2 separate regions of the Homo sapiens genome follow, and region 1 is linked to region 2. A link is an interaction called in ENCODE POLR2A ChIA-PET data of the cell type or tissue named here. Cell type or tissue: PC-9. All regions are shown on one strand. Each heading gives the region's core, and the rest is flanking DNA. Links, peaks and the distances in the headings are about the cores only. Region 1 overlaps LRRC20 (leucine rich repeat containing 20). Region 2 overlaps PPA1 (inorganic pyrophosphatase 1).

Region 1 (6,880 bases), core at 1,478-6,477, 71 kb before region 2:
GTCCCTGGACTGGTGGGAACCTGAACTAGGAGTCCTGGGAGAGCTGTGGTGGGAATATGGGCTGGCACTGCTGCAGGGCAAGAACATTCATGTAGGAGCCCGAGGACCAGCAGGCTGGGAATGGGGAGCAAGTCACGTCAGCTCTGTCATTCCCCACAGTTAACAAATTGGCGGGGTGGGAAGTCCTGAGTGCTCCGTCCCTCTAGCATCACTCCTGAGCTGCGGGAGAGGTGGCCCAGAGAACAGCAGAGTCAGTTACACCTGCAGCTCTTGTCTAAAGTGATTAGATGGCCACCCTCACCACTGTCCAGTCCAGCAGCAGCCTGGCTGCCTTGTCATGGCCTCCTGGGGGCAGAAGGCGATGTGGACCACGGGATTTGTAGCCAGCCAGCTCCCAGGCCAACGCCCAAAGCCCTGATGACCTGGTTCTTCTGAGGCCCTCAACCTGGCATCTTAGGGTATGGTCAGGCAACAGGGTGACCAGCTGTCCTGGTTTCCCAGGACATGGAACTTTCAATGCTAAAACTGGGACAGTACCCAGCAAGTGGGGATGGTTGGTCCCCTACCAGGAGAGGGCCTGGGGCTCTTGCTTCCCGAGAACGCCTGTGGCTTGAAGAACCTTGACTGCTTGGTCCTCAGGTATCTACCTCCCACCTTCTCCTCATCTGTGGAGCAAGCCAACTCAGTGCCCCAGACCCCACCTGATCTGCATCTTTGTTTGCATCTCCAGAGACACCTGAGGCCCCAGAGCTTGAGGCAAAGCCAGGCCGTCCAAATCCTGTGTGCCGTGGACGAGTGGCCACTTTACTACTCCTAAGGCTAAGATGTTGAGAGCTCAGACCACTGCTCAGAGCAGTAATCCCTGCTCAGAATGCTCCCAGTTCCCTCGTCCCTGCCCAGGTCTCTTGTCTCTTGGGAAGGAACTGATAGGTCGGGCCATTGTTGGGCCATCACTGAGCGCTCAGTATCTCAAGAGACTCTGTTCATTCTGCTCGTATCCCAAGGCCTGGTTGGTCAAACTCTGGGCAAAGGGTTTTCAGGATGAGGAGGTCAAGACAGGATCTCCAGAGCTACCGAGTTCATCTGTGGGTGTTGGGGGCAAGTGGGGGCTGAAGTCCTGTGCAGGCTGCGCTGGCCCCACCTGCCTTGTGCCCTGGAGTGGGGTTTCTCCTTGTTGAAGAAGAGGCATCCTTCTCTGATGTGCACAAACACAATGTATGACCAGAGCCTTGCAACTCAAAGTGTGGTCTGTGGACCAGCAGCGGCAGTGACACCTGGGAGCTTGTTAGGAATGCAGAGTCTAGGCCTCACCCTATACCTCCCGACTCAGACCCTGCATTTTAGCAAGACCCCCAGCTGATTCCTATAAGCACTTTAGAGTTTGAGAAGCAAGGACCTAGGCTGGGGATGTCCTCCGAGCAGAGGGTGAAGTTTCTCTCAGTTCTCTCCCTGCCACTTCCAGGGATCTGAGCCTGTGCTCAGCCTCCTCCCTAACCCACCCTGGGAGACACTTGGCCTGTTAGATTGTTCCAGAGTCTGCATGGCACTCCTGAAGAAGGGAGTGTGACCTGCAGTCACCAGGAGATGAGGGTTAGGTGTGCCCAGCCCTCCAGACCCGGCCTTTCTGGTTAACCCCTGCATGCCAAGCTGCCTGCTGCCCCAGGTCCTCACCTCAGGCCTTTGAAGGGGCAGCTTCTGGAAGTTGTTTTCTCCTCTGCTTGGAGAGTTTGCCCTTGTCTGTCTTGGAAAGTGTGGGCAGCCACAGATGCCCCCAAATCAGAGCTCACAGTGAGTGAGCCCCTAAGCTTCAGTCTGCAATAAAGAATGCATTGGTTTCATCTGCCTGGTTGGTGTTTGATTCATTCTCACTGTACAGACCTCCTATAGCCTGGGCGTCAAACCAGCCCACATGCAAGAGGGGTGCCCTCTTGTTGAAAGCACGAGGTAAAGAAGGCTAGAACGGGATGAAACGTGGATTATTCACAGGTGGGCACAGGTGCAGCCAAGCAGAATTGGTGCGTGCCCCCCAGCTGCGTTACTGCAGGATGGCTAAACATCAGGGGGAGACTGTGTATCTGGGAAAGGATGAAGAGACCCACTATCTCCACATTTCTCTCTTACCAGTGCCAGAAATTATTCCCTTAGTAATTTGTTCCTCTGAGTCCATGGTTCTCAAAGAGGGATCTCTGGGCCAGCAGCATCCGCAGCACCAGGAAGTTAGTTAGAAATGCGAATAGTTGACTCCACCCTAGATGTGCAGAATCTGAAACTCGGGGATGGGGCCCAGCACTCTTAACAAGCACTCCATGTGGTTCCGATGCCTGCTGAAGTTAGAGAACTACTGCTCTGGGTTCAATGTTAAAGTCAGGTTTTGCTTTTCTTAAGTCTGAGAGGCCAGCTTAAGTTTGCCTTGAGTTTTAGTCCAGATGCTCCATTGTTTCTAATTATTATTATTATTATTACTATTTGAGACGGAGTTTCACTATTGTTGCCCAGGCTGGAGTGCAATGGCGTGATCTCGGCTCACTGCAACCTCTACCTCCCAGTTCAAGAGATTCTCTTGCCTCAGCCTCCCAAGTAGCTGGGATTATAGGCGCCCACCACCATGCCTGGCTAATTTTGTATTTTTAGTAGAAATGGAGTTTCGCTATGTTTGTCAGGCTGGTCTTGAACTCCTGACCTCAGGTGATTCACCTACCCCGGCCTCCCAAAGTGCTGGGATTACAGGCATGAGCCCACTCCCAGCCGATCCATTATTCCTTTTATTTTATTTTTTATTTTTGAGACGGAGTCTCACTCTGTTGCCCAGGCTGGAGTGCAGTGGCACGATCTCAGCTCACTGCAACCTCCACCTTCCAGGTTCAAGCAGTCCTCCTGCCTCAGTCCCCTAGTAGCTGGGATTACAGGCATGCGTCACCATGCATGGCTAATTTTTGTATTTTTAATAGAGACCGGGTTTCACCACGTTGACCAGGCTGGTCTTGAACTCCTGGCCTCAGGTGATCCACCCGCCTCGGCCTCCCAAAGTGCTGGGATTACAAGTGTGAGCCACTGCGCCTGGCCCAATTATTTTTATTTAACAAACACACATAGAGCTTAGTGGGTACCAGGCAGTGTCTTAGTGCATTATACCTATTAACTCATTTAATCCCTATAACAATCCTAGCTAGCTTTGTGATTTGGATAAATCTCTTTTCCTCTCCAGGCCCTGTTTCCTGTCTGTAAAACTAAGGGGCTAAACCAGGAGACCCCTAAGGGCATTTCCAGAACTCATATGGTCACTATTTCTCAGCTCCTGAAGGCCCTGTGATCACTTATAACTGCCCCCTGTGGATTAGCCTGGACTCAGGCCGCTGGCCTCCCCCACCCCAAAGGTCAGAGGTCAGAGAGAGGACTCCCACCTGCGTAGTTTTCTGTTGAAGGATGCCTCACCGAAAACATCACCAGATCCACCTGTTAATCAGGAGAAGCTGATTCTACTTTTCCTGCTCGAACTTGACAGTTTTCCTAGCGTGTCAGACTTGGGAAGACAGTCAGGAAGTGATGAGAGATTTCAGAGTTTGGTTTTAGGTGGGACTTTCAATGCAGAGAAGGAAGCCTCGATTAGGATTGGGTAAAGATCAGGACATAGTTTAGGATCGGTGGACACAGCAAAGGGGGATTTTGAGGCAAAGGGTTCAAAGAGTCTTGGTGCGTAAACTCTCTTTTGATGTGATTAAGAGTTGATCAGTTTGCTGTTGCTTTAAATGATTCCTTCAGAAAGCTCCTGGAACGAACAGTAAAGTTATTTACAACTTTTTCTTCCTGGGCAAGAGTTTCCAGGACTAGTACTGTTATGCTGGAAAAGATGGAGGAATAATGTGGACGGGAAGCTGTGTGGGGCTACAGGATTCTAATTGTAGTCTCACCCAAATACCATGTTGTACCCCAGAGCCCCGCTTTGGGTCTGTTCTTCACATGAGATGTGCCCGTCCCTTCACAGAAAGCCAGCCCTGGGAAGCAAGCAGCAGTTCCTGAGCGATAATTGGCACCTGCCCCAGAAGGCCTCGGCAGAGCCCTGAACCAGATGTGAAGGGCAGGAAGGGCGGGCCTGGGGGAAGAGCGTGACTCAGGCAACTGGGCAGGAAAACCTCTCCAGCCCATGAGCAGCCAGGCCGTGCTCTGACTGTGTCTCCAGGCCAGGCAGGCTCGATCCATGCCTGAGAAAAGGGACATAGCCGAGCTGCGTTAGGTCCAAGCAGGAGCACCCCTGGAGCTCCTAGTGTTTTATCAGCACCAGGCAGGCACTGGTATGTGGTTTGGGTTTTTTTGTTTTTTGTTTTTTTGTTTTTGACGCAGAGTCTCGCTCTGTCACCCAGGTTGGAGTGCAGTGGTGTGATCTTGGCTCACTGCAACCTCCACCTCCCAGGTTCAAGTGACTCTTCTGTCTCAGCCTCCCGAGTAGCTGGGACTACAGGCGCGCACCACCATGCCCGATTAATTTTGTATTTTTTTAGTAGATACAGGGTTTTGCCATGTTGGCCAGGGTGGTCTGGAATTCCTGACTTCAGGTGATCCGCCCGCCTCAGCCTCCCAAAGTGCCGGATTACAGGCATGAGCCACCACGCCTGGCCCAGTGTGTTTCTCATTTATTGTTAACATCACCCCTCTTGGTGCCCACTCTATGGATGAAGAAACAGGCTTAGCATGTGACTAGGAAGGAGCAGGGCTGGGGTTGGTTTAAACTGGGTTGCAAGTTCCGGGTTTTTGCTGTGAGCCCCGGGTCCCTCAGGAGGCCAGCTTGGACTGAAGTGGTTGATTGCTTTCTTTAGCTGACACGGTCCTTCTACCAACCCATTCCTGTGAAAAGACCTCTCTGAAGCTTTACTTTCCTCATCTATAAAGTGGGTGCCAACACTACCTTTCCTAATCCCATAGGGTTAAGAACAGGTGACAAAGGTAAGTGCATCAGCATGGTGCCCAGTTCACACTCCAGAGAGTTTCCTCTCACATCTGCTTGTGCCCACCCTTAGGCATAAGGCTGTGTGGGCACAGCCTTTAGTGCCCAGATAAGAACCTCACCTCTCTCAGTGCCGTGCAGATCTGCATGCCACACATACCTGGAGCTCATCTGGCCAATGGGAGATTTAGTCCCACAGAGGATGAGAAGATTGACAGTTCCCCGCTCCCTCCATCTTCATAGTTCAGGAATCTACAAAGGCTCTGTCTCAGGCCTTTGAGGATGATGAAGTACTCAAGGCGTTGGCTGGGAGCCAACTGGAGCCCTTGCTACCCTATGTGTGTACATTCAAGTTCATGCCAGCAGAAGCACCTGGGAACCCTGCTTCCTGTAGCTGGGAAGCACTTAAGTTGGGGTGCCCTCCAGGGTGGACTCTGCAGGACTACCCCAGTGCATGACTGCAGGGGGTGTCACTCACAATGCAGTCTCAGTAACTGGCACCATTTGCATAGAAAACTGTGAATGGGCCACCTGGCGCTGTGCTAGGGCTGGTGCTGCATCTATGGACTATTTCCAAGAGAACCAATCACGGGAGCTTTCTCAAATGTAGATTACCAGACCTATATGAGCCCCATTAAACCAGACTCTGGAATAGGACTCATACCTCTGCACCTTAAAAGGTCCCTATTCATCCTTCACACAGCGCGCAGAGGATCCTTCTAAATCCCAACTCTCTCATCTGCTCCGAGCCCTGCCATGGCTCTCCACTTATTTCAGTATAAAAGCCCAGGCCTTACCATGGTCTTCGAGTTCTGGAATCACCCGCCCTCTGTTACTTCTGTGGTCTCTTTCGTACTCCAGACACACTGGCTTCCAGCTGGTCCTCCAACACCCCACATGTGTTCACTTCTCAGGGCCTTCGCATTTGCTCCCCACAGCCCTCACACACCCACCAAGATATTCCCATGGCCAACTCCCTTATTTCCTTCAAGTCTACTCAAATCGAGGTCTACCCTAACCACCCTACTGCAGCCTGCCCCGTTGCACTTCTGTCACTTTTATCTCCCTTAACCTGCTCACCTTTTCCTTTATCTATAGTGCTTCTCCAATATACGCTATAATTTACTTATATCTATGGCTTCTTGTCTGTCTACTCTCGCTAGAATAAAATTCCTATGAAGGAAGGATCTTTGTCCTTCTTAGTCTCTGCTGTGTCTCCAGCACCTGGAGTGATGCCTGGCTCATAGTGGGTACACATGTATGTTTACTGAATGACTGAATGGACAGGTGGTTGATATGCACTGATGCTTGGGGGCCTCTGCTTGTGAGAGAACTGCCGTGTGATATCCACTTACCAGCCCAAGTTCAGGTACCATATTAAATACCTGTGCTCACCAGCAGAGTTTGCTTCCAAAGGACTGAAAAACACCAGGAAGTCTTCCTCACTTTGGTCTTTCCAGACACTCACAAGCCATGGTATTGTGGCTGGGGCTTTTCCTAAGTGGGGTGGCCAGGAGTCAGTGTACATGAGCTAAGAGAGAACAGTCAGTCCCCAGTGCTGTCCCTTAGCCTGCCACTGTGCCTGAAAGCCCACCAGGATGAGACTGCTGCTGTTGATGAGGCATTGCCCTGTCCATATGATCTTATTTTAACCCCTGCCAGGATTCAGAAGGGAATTCCTAGTGGACCAGGCCCTCGCTACTCAAAGTGTGGACCTCAGACGATCAGCATCAACAGCACTTGGGAGTGTGTTAGAACTGTAGTGTCAGCCGGGCGCGGTGGCTCACGCCTGTAATCCCAGCACTTTGGGAGGCTGAGGCAGGTGGATCACTTGAGGTCAGGAGTTCGAGACCAGCCTGGCCAACATGGCGAAACCCTGTCTCTACTAAAAATACAAAAATTAGCCGAGCATGGTGGTGTGAGCCTGTAATCCCAGCTACT
Region 2 (6,173 bases), core at 993-5,992:
AAGTTTGATTCACATTGAGTACAAAGGTTTTTGAGTTGTAAGAGTTACATAGGTTATTGACTTTCTTTAGCTAGATGTCAATATACAACACGAACATCACTTTGCAGTGCACGTCTAGAATAATAGTAATTTTGTTCTTGTGTGTGCTGTCTTACTGTTTTTCTGGGCCTGACTATTAGATAGAAATAGACACATTCATTGCACTTCTACCAGGAAGTTTGCTGCAGTTCTGTACTGCCTGAAATTCCAATTTTTACATTGCTTCCCAGGAGCCTTCCTGGGTAAGACTCCAATTAGAGGCAATGGAGCAAACAGCCCTAGGCCAATTATGTGCCACAAATACAGGAGGGACTTCTAATTGGCATGTGTTTTTCCTGTGGGAGTGTCAGAGTGGTATTTATTCAGAAACTCGAATTTGTTACATCTGATTTCCTGGGAGTTGATATAAACTGCAGAATCCTTCCCTCTTCAATTGGCCCCATTGGGTTGGCTTGAATTATCTGCTTGTTGTATAATAGCATGTATATCATACTGTAGCATCTCAGACCATTTTGAGCAATGAAGAGGTATAAAATGATGACCCTAAGTTTATTGATAATACCCTGGCATACAGGTATGCTACAGGTAGGAAAACATTTTCTTGACATAGAGCTATTTTCCCAGTGTTCTAAGTGACTGTATTCCTACCAAGGACCAGAATGATCATAGATGTTTTGGTACCTACTCTTATTGCTGCTTCAGGTTACTCCAAAATAGGAAACAGGCTACATTTTGGTGTCCTGTTAAGTGTGTTCACTTAGATTACTCTCAGACACTGAAGCCTTATAAGGGACTGGTTGTGTCTATAAAGTGGATTACTCAAAGGAAGACTCTGCCCTTGGCACGCCCTGTCCCAGCTCAAAAGCACAAGTTCTTATGACTCTGGATTTTACCAGTAGTCTAGACCTCAGTGGACCTTGGGCAGAAGCCTTCCTGCCTGAGAGGCTGGAAGGAATTCTTTTGTTTTGTTTTAAAGGAAGTTACTTGTTTAAAACACAAATAAAGGTGTGGTAGACATCATTTTGGATTATAGCCTTAAAAAAAAAATCTGATTAACTTGATTCATTAGAGTGTGATTTTCTTTCTTTTGTATAAAAAATCTATTGTGATTAAGTTTACATGAATACATTCTCACGGGCTTGGCCTTGGACTTTATTCCTAATATGGTCAGTCATCCGAGGGATTATAATGAGGGAATGTCATGATCTAGTGAGCATGTACCTTTAACACAGCTCAGTCAGCTCCACTAAGGAAAAATGTCCAAGGGCTCATATTGATATCAGACTAAGGAAAAATGCCCAAGGGCTCATATCCATATCAGACTTTTTTTTTTTTTTTTTTTTTTTTTGAGATAGGGTTTCACTTTGTCACTCAGGCTGGTGTGCAGTGGCATGATCTTGGCTTACTGCAGCTTCAACCTCTCAGGCACAAGTGATCCTCCTGCTCCAGCCTCCTGAATAGCTGGAACCACAGGCATACACCACCACGCCCAGCTAATTTTTCTATTTTTTTGTAGAGACAGGGTTTCCCTATGTTGCCCAGGCTGGTCTCGAACTCCTGGTTTCAAGCGATCTGCCCACCTCAGCCTCCAGAAGTGCTGGGGTTGCAGGCGTGAGCCACTGTGTCCAACCCATATCAGGACCTTTTAATGTGGATATTCAGTTTGGCATATGCCATTAGGTAATCAGTCCAGCCAGTTCTGGAAAATCTTGTGACTCGCGTACCCTGCTTTGATTATTTCCGAATCCAGTGGGTAGAGAAGGTAAAGGCAAGGGCTCACTGGATATTTTTAAATTGTAGGGATGTCCTTTGCTCTGGGTCAATTTTAGGATCAAATATAAAAGCACCTATAGCTCAGAGTATCTTCTAACATAAAACTTCTGAGATACCAGAAATTTTCCAAAACATGGTATAAACAGTATGAAACACTGGGTAGATAAAAGCTTTCTCTAAATCTTAAAGTGCTCAAATATCATGACCTGATTTTTTAGTTTTAGAAATCAGATATTTTTCTATTCCATATCTTAAACTTTCATGTTAAATTCTAGTTCTGACAATGTAGGGTTCTATTTTTTTCAGGTGATTGTTGGGAGCGTATAGAAGCATATATAAATATGGAATATGTGTTTCTTTTTTCCCCTTCTGAAAGAAAGTCAAGCCTCTAATCAAATAGATTGATGCTTCAGAAACTTAACAGAATATTATCTGCAATTTGGCATAAATGCATTTTTCTTGGGGAAGTTTCCACGCTCAAAATTATTAGTCATTGCAAAACAGAAAAGTTTGACAACTGGAAATGCAGACCCTTTTGCTTGATTTTGTAAAGACAGGAAAATAAACAGATTATGCTTAGAATATCTGTTTTCAAAATTTAGTCATCATAAAGCTTATCTGAAAAGAAAAAATAGCAAAAATAGCAGCTTTTTCTTTCTTTTTCTTTTTTTTTTTAAGACAGGGTCTCACTCTGTCACCCATGCAGTGCTGTGATCTTGGCTCACTGCAGGCTCCATCTCCTGGGCTCGAGCAATCCTCCCACCTCAGTCTCCTGAGTAGCTGGGACTACAGGCACACACCACCGTACCTGGCTAATTTTTTTGTATTGGTAGAGACAGGCTTTCGCTGGTCTCGAACTCCTGAGCTCAAACAGTCCACCCACCTCAGCTCCCAAAGTGCTGGGATTACAGGTGTGCGCTCCCACACCCAGCCAGCAGCTTATTCTTAATTATGACATGACAAATTAAGTTATTGCTCTACACAGGTACATATGGTAGTGTGTAGTAGCAAATACAGGCATTTGTTTGAGCTGCAATGAGTAGAAAATCTATGTAACTGGAAAACAAATGAGTATTACTAAAAGTTTTGTGTGTATGTGTTTTAATTTCTTTACTTTAATAAGTTAATGATCTCCCTTGGAATCTTAACACAATTTGTTGAACAAATGTTTTTTGGGTTGGTGTAAGTCATGTCTTTCTTTGCTAAGTCACAATTCTAAGTGAATAAGGGGCACAACAGTGTGAACTTCGGTCATCGTATTTCTTTCTGATAGCTTCTCAAATAGACTTCTGTCACTTTCGATGAAATACTTCAGGTATCCATATACTTTTAACAACTTAGAGTATATCCTTCTAGAATCATATAACCAACTTTACAGCCAAAACTTAGAATTAAGAGCCATTGTCATTTGGTGAGCAGTGAATAAGATAAAGTATTCTTGGAAATGGTGAAATCTGGTATACCTTTTCGAAAGCATCTTTATGGGGATGGAACATTTTCTTTTAACTACGTGAGCTCTTCTGATAGGGATTTTATACTCCAAAACTAGTCTATAAGTTCCAAAAAAAAAAAAAAAGTTAAAGCTTGGTTTGGATTAGTTTCTTGCTTTATGTTTATGCTCTAGATAAATTTAGAAGAAAATTCTCTCTACCTCTACTGTTTTTTCTCCAAATTTTATTGCAAAACAATAAAGATTAAAAAATGGGGGGTGGGCTGGGTGCCGTGGCTTATGCCCGTAATTCTAGCACTCTGGGCAGCCTAGGTGGACGAATTGCTTGAGCTCAGGAGTTCATGACCAGCCTCAGCAACATGGTGAAACCCGGTCTTTACCAAAAATAGAAAAAAAAAAATTAGCTGGGTGTGGTGGCAGGTGCCTGTGGTCCAGGAGGCAGAGGTAGGAGGATCACTTGAGCCCCGGAGACGGAGGTTGCAGTGAGCTGAGATCATGCCACTGCACTTCAGCCTGGGTGACAGGTGAGACTCTGTCTCTAAATAAATAAATAAATAAATAAGAGTGGTGGGACCACAGGGTGATTTTTGTGTTTCTTTCTAAGCCTGGTATTTACTAGATTTCTGAAGTTATCTAGAGAAACACACAATGAGTCAACTTGAAAATGCTAATGTCAGCCACTTGGTATAATTCTGTAGTATAGTTCATCGAATTTACCAAATCCAGGGTTAGAAATAAATCTCAATGCTGGGCGCGGTGGCTCATGCCTGTAATCCCAACACTTTGGGGGGCCAAGGTGGGCGGATCACCTGAGGTCGGGAGCTCGAGACCAGCCTGACCAACATGGAGAAACCCTGTCTCTACTAAAAATACAAAAATTAGCTGGGCATGGTGGTGCATGCCTGTAATCCCAGCTACTCGGGAGGCTGAGGCAGGAGAATTGCTTGAACCCGGGAGACGGAGGTTGCAGTGAGCCGAGATTGCACCATTGTGCTCCAGCCTGGGTAACAAGAGCGAAACTCTGTCTCAAAAAATAAAATAAAATAAATAAATAAGAAATAAGTCTCAATAAAGACACATTGAACTTAACTGCTAGGATTTAAAGACGTGCTGTAATTAAATTAAGAGCATGTTCCCTATATATGTACTTAACTGCATTAGTAATAACAGCCTACCAAATGGCCGTAGCCTATTTATTAGTAAACAACTTGTCAGACTACTGACTTGGTCCATAAGACCCTAACCAGTTTGGAGATGAGACGGGGCCTCACCATACTACTGTGATTAATATTCCTGTTTAATTAGTGAAGTTACACACCTAACCAAGATATAGGAGATATTTCTTCTATTCCTGAAACATTTTTATTTTAAATATTTTTGATTAATGGAGTGACATAATGTAGAGTTGTTGAGTTTCCAGTTTCCTTAGAATCTGGACATCTTTAATGTTTTGTTGTAACATCTTGACTACTTGATAAAATGATTGTAAATCTGGGAAGGGAAATAGACTTTTTTTTTTTTTTTTTTTTGTAGAGACAGGGTCTGTCTATGTTGCTCAGGCTGGTCTTGAACTCCTAGTCTAAGCAATCCTCTTGCCTCAGCCTCCCAAAGTGCTAGGTTTACAGGCACGAGCCACCATACCTGGCCTGAAATAGACAGTTATATTTCTGACTTTGGGAACAAGAGCTAAAGTTATAGTTTGCCTTTTCCCTTATCCCCCACTGGTTTATCAGCAAGGTAATTATTGAGTTTATCAAAATCATCCCTCTAGGGAGACTTAACTTCCTTCTTTTCTGAAACTGTTAACAGAGAGCTGAGAGCTCTGATGCCAGAGCAATGACTGAGACTCCAAAGCATGGTAGGATTGGAGGATGGAGTTCTGGGAAGTCCTAACAGTGGGAGTAACAAGATAGTAAATCCAAGATCCAGCTAAGTAAAAGCTGAAACCAGTTGGGATTAAAGAAGAAGGAATGAATTTGTAACTGGGTAGTACGAAATTTCTTAAAATCAGTATTTTTTAAGTGCGTGAATATTGGAATCATTAGAATGCATAAAAACAGTAATAGTTTTTATAGCAACTCTGTTGCTATAAAATTCATTGAATTTCTCATATCAGTTGCCCTGAAAAATCCTAAATATCACTGTTGTTCACCTAGTAGCAACTCTTTGAATTGTAGCCAGATGTCTAGAAGAAGGTTGTTCTTTAGTAGTAATTCCTGCTAAAGTATGTGGAACACCCCCTCCTTACAAGTACAGAGCTGGGCAGGATGGCTTGCACCTGTAGTCCCAGCTACTAGGGATGCATAGGCAGGAGGATCACTTGAGGCTAGGAATTAGAGACCAGCCTGCTCAACATAGTGTGACTTCATCTCCAAAAACATAATTAAAAAACAATTAGCCAGGTGTGGTGGTGCACACCTGTAGGCCCAGCTACTTAGGAGGCTGAGGCAGGAGGATTGCTTGAGACCAGGAGTTGGAGGCTGCAGTGAGCTATGATTGCGTCACTGTACTCCAGTCTGGATGACAGAGTGAGACCCCGTCTCTCTCTCTCTCTCTCTTTAAAAAAATGTTTTTTAAGAGACAGGGTCTTGCTATGTTGGTCAGGTTGGTCTTGAACTCTTGGCCTCAAGCGGTCCTCCTGCCTCTGCCTCCCAAAGTGCTAGGATTATAGACGTTAGTCGCCACGCCTGGCTGAGACAAGTATTACTACAGCATCTACATGCATTTGAAAGTGTGCTAGTATTCCATGCATAAAAAATGATGAGTTCATGTCCTTTGTAGGGACATGGATGAAGCTGGAAACCATCATTCTCAGCAAACTGTTGCAAGGACAAAAAACCAAACACCGCATTTCTCACTCATAGGTGGGAATTGAACAATGAGAACACGTGGACACAGGAAGGGGAACATC

What was found. Peaks named below come from ENCODE experiments on the same cell type or tissue, not always from the same donor. Only the 100,000 strongest peaks of a DNase experiment are listed, where the experiment ranks them.
Region 1: POLR2A ChIA-PET joins it to region 2 with 10 read pairs; 6 of 35 experiments call an interaction of 5 or more read pairs at or near these places.

The regions. Positions count from the first base shown.
Region 1 is chr10:70,293,933-70,300,812 of GRCh38, reverse strand. LRRC20 (leucine rich repeat containing 20) reads left to right here. Exons shown (of 5, transcript NM_001278212.2): 5 at 1-1,838. Among named protein-coding and RNA genes, the nearest start is that of NPFFR1, 13 kb to the right of the region's middle. In PC-9, for the core only: no CTCF peak of the experiment used is centred there; a DNase peak (open chromatin) is centred at 4,092.
Region 2 is chr10:70,222,865-70,229,037 of GRCh38, reverse strand. All of the region lies in intron 2 of PPA1 (inorganic pyrophosphatase 1), which reads left to right. Among named protein-coding and RNA genes, the nearest start is that of PPA1, 7.5 kb to the left of the region's middle. In PC-9, for the core only: no CTCF peak of the experiment used is centred there; no DNase peak of the experiment used is centred there; H3K27ac peaks cover 3,911 bases.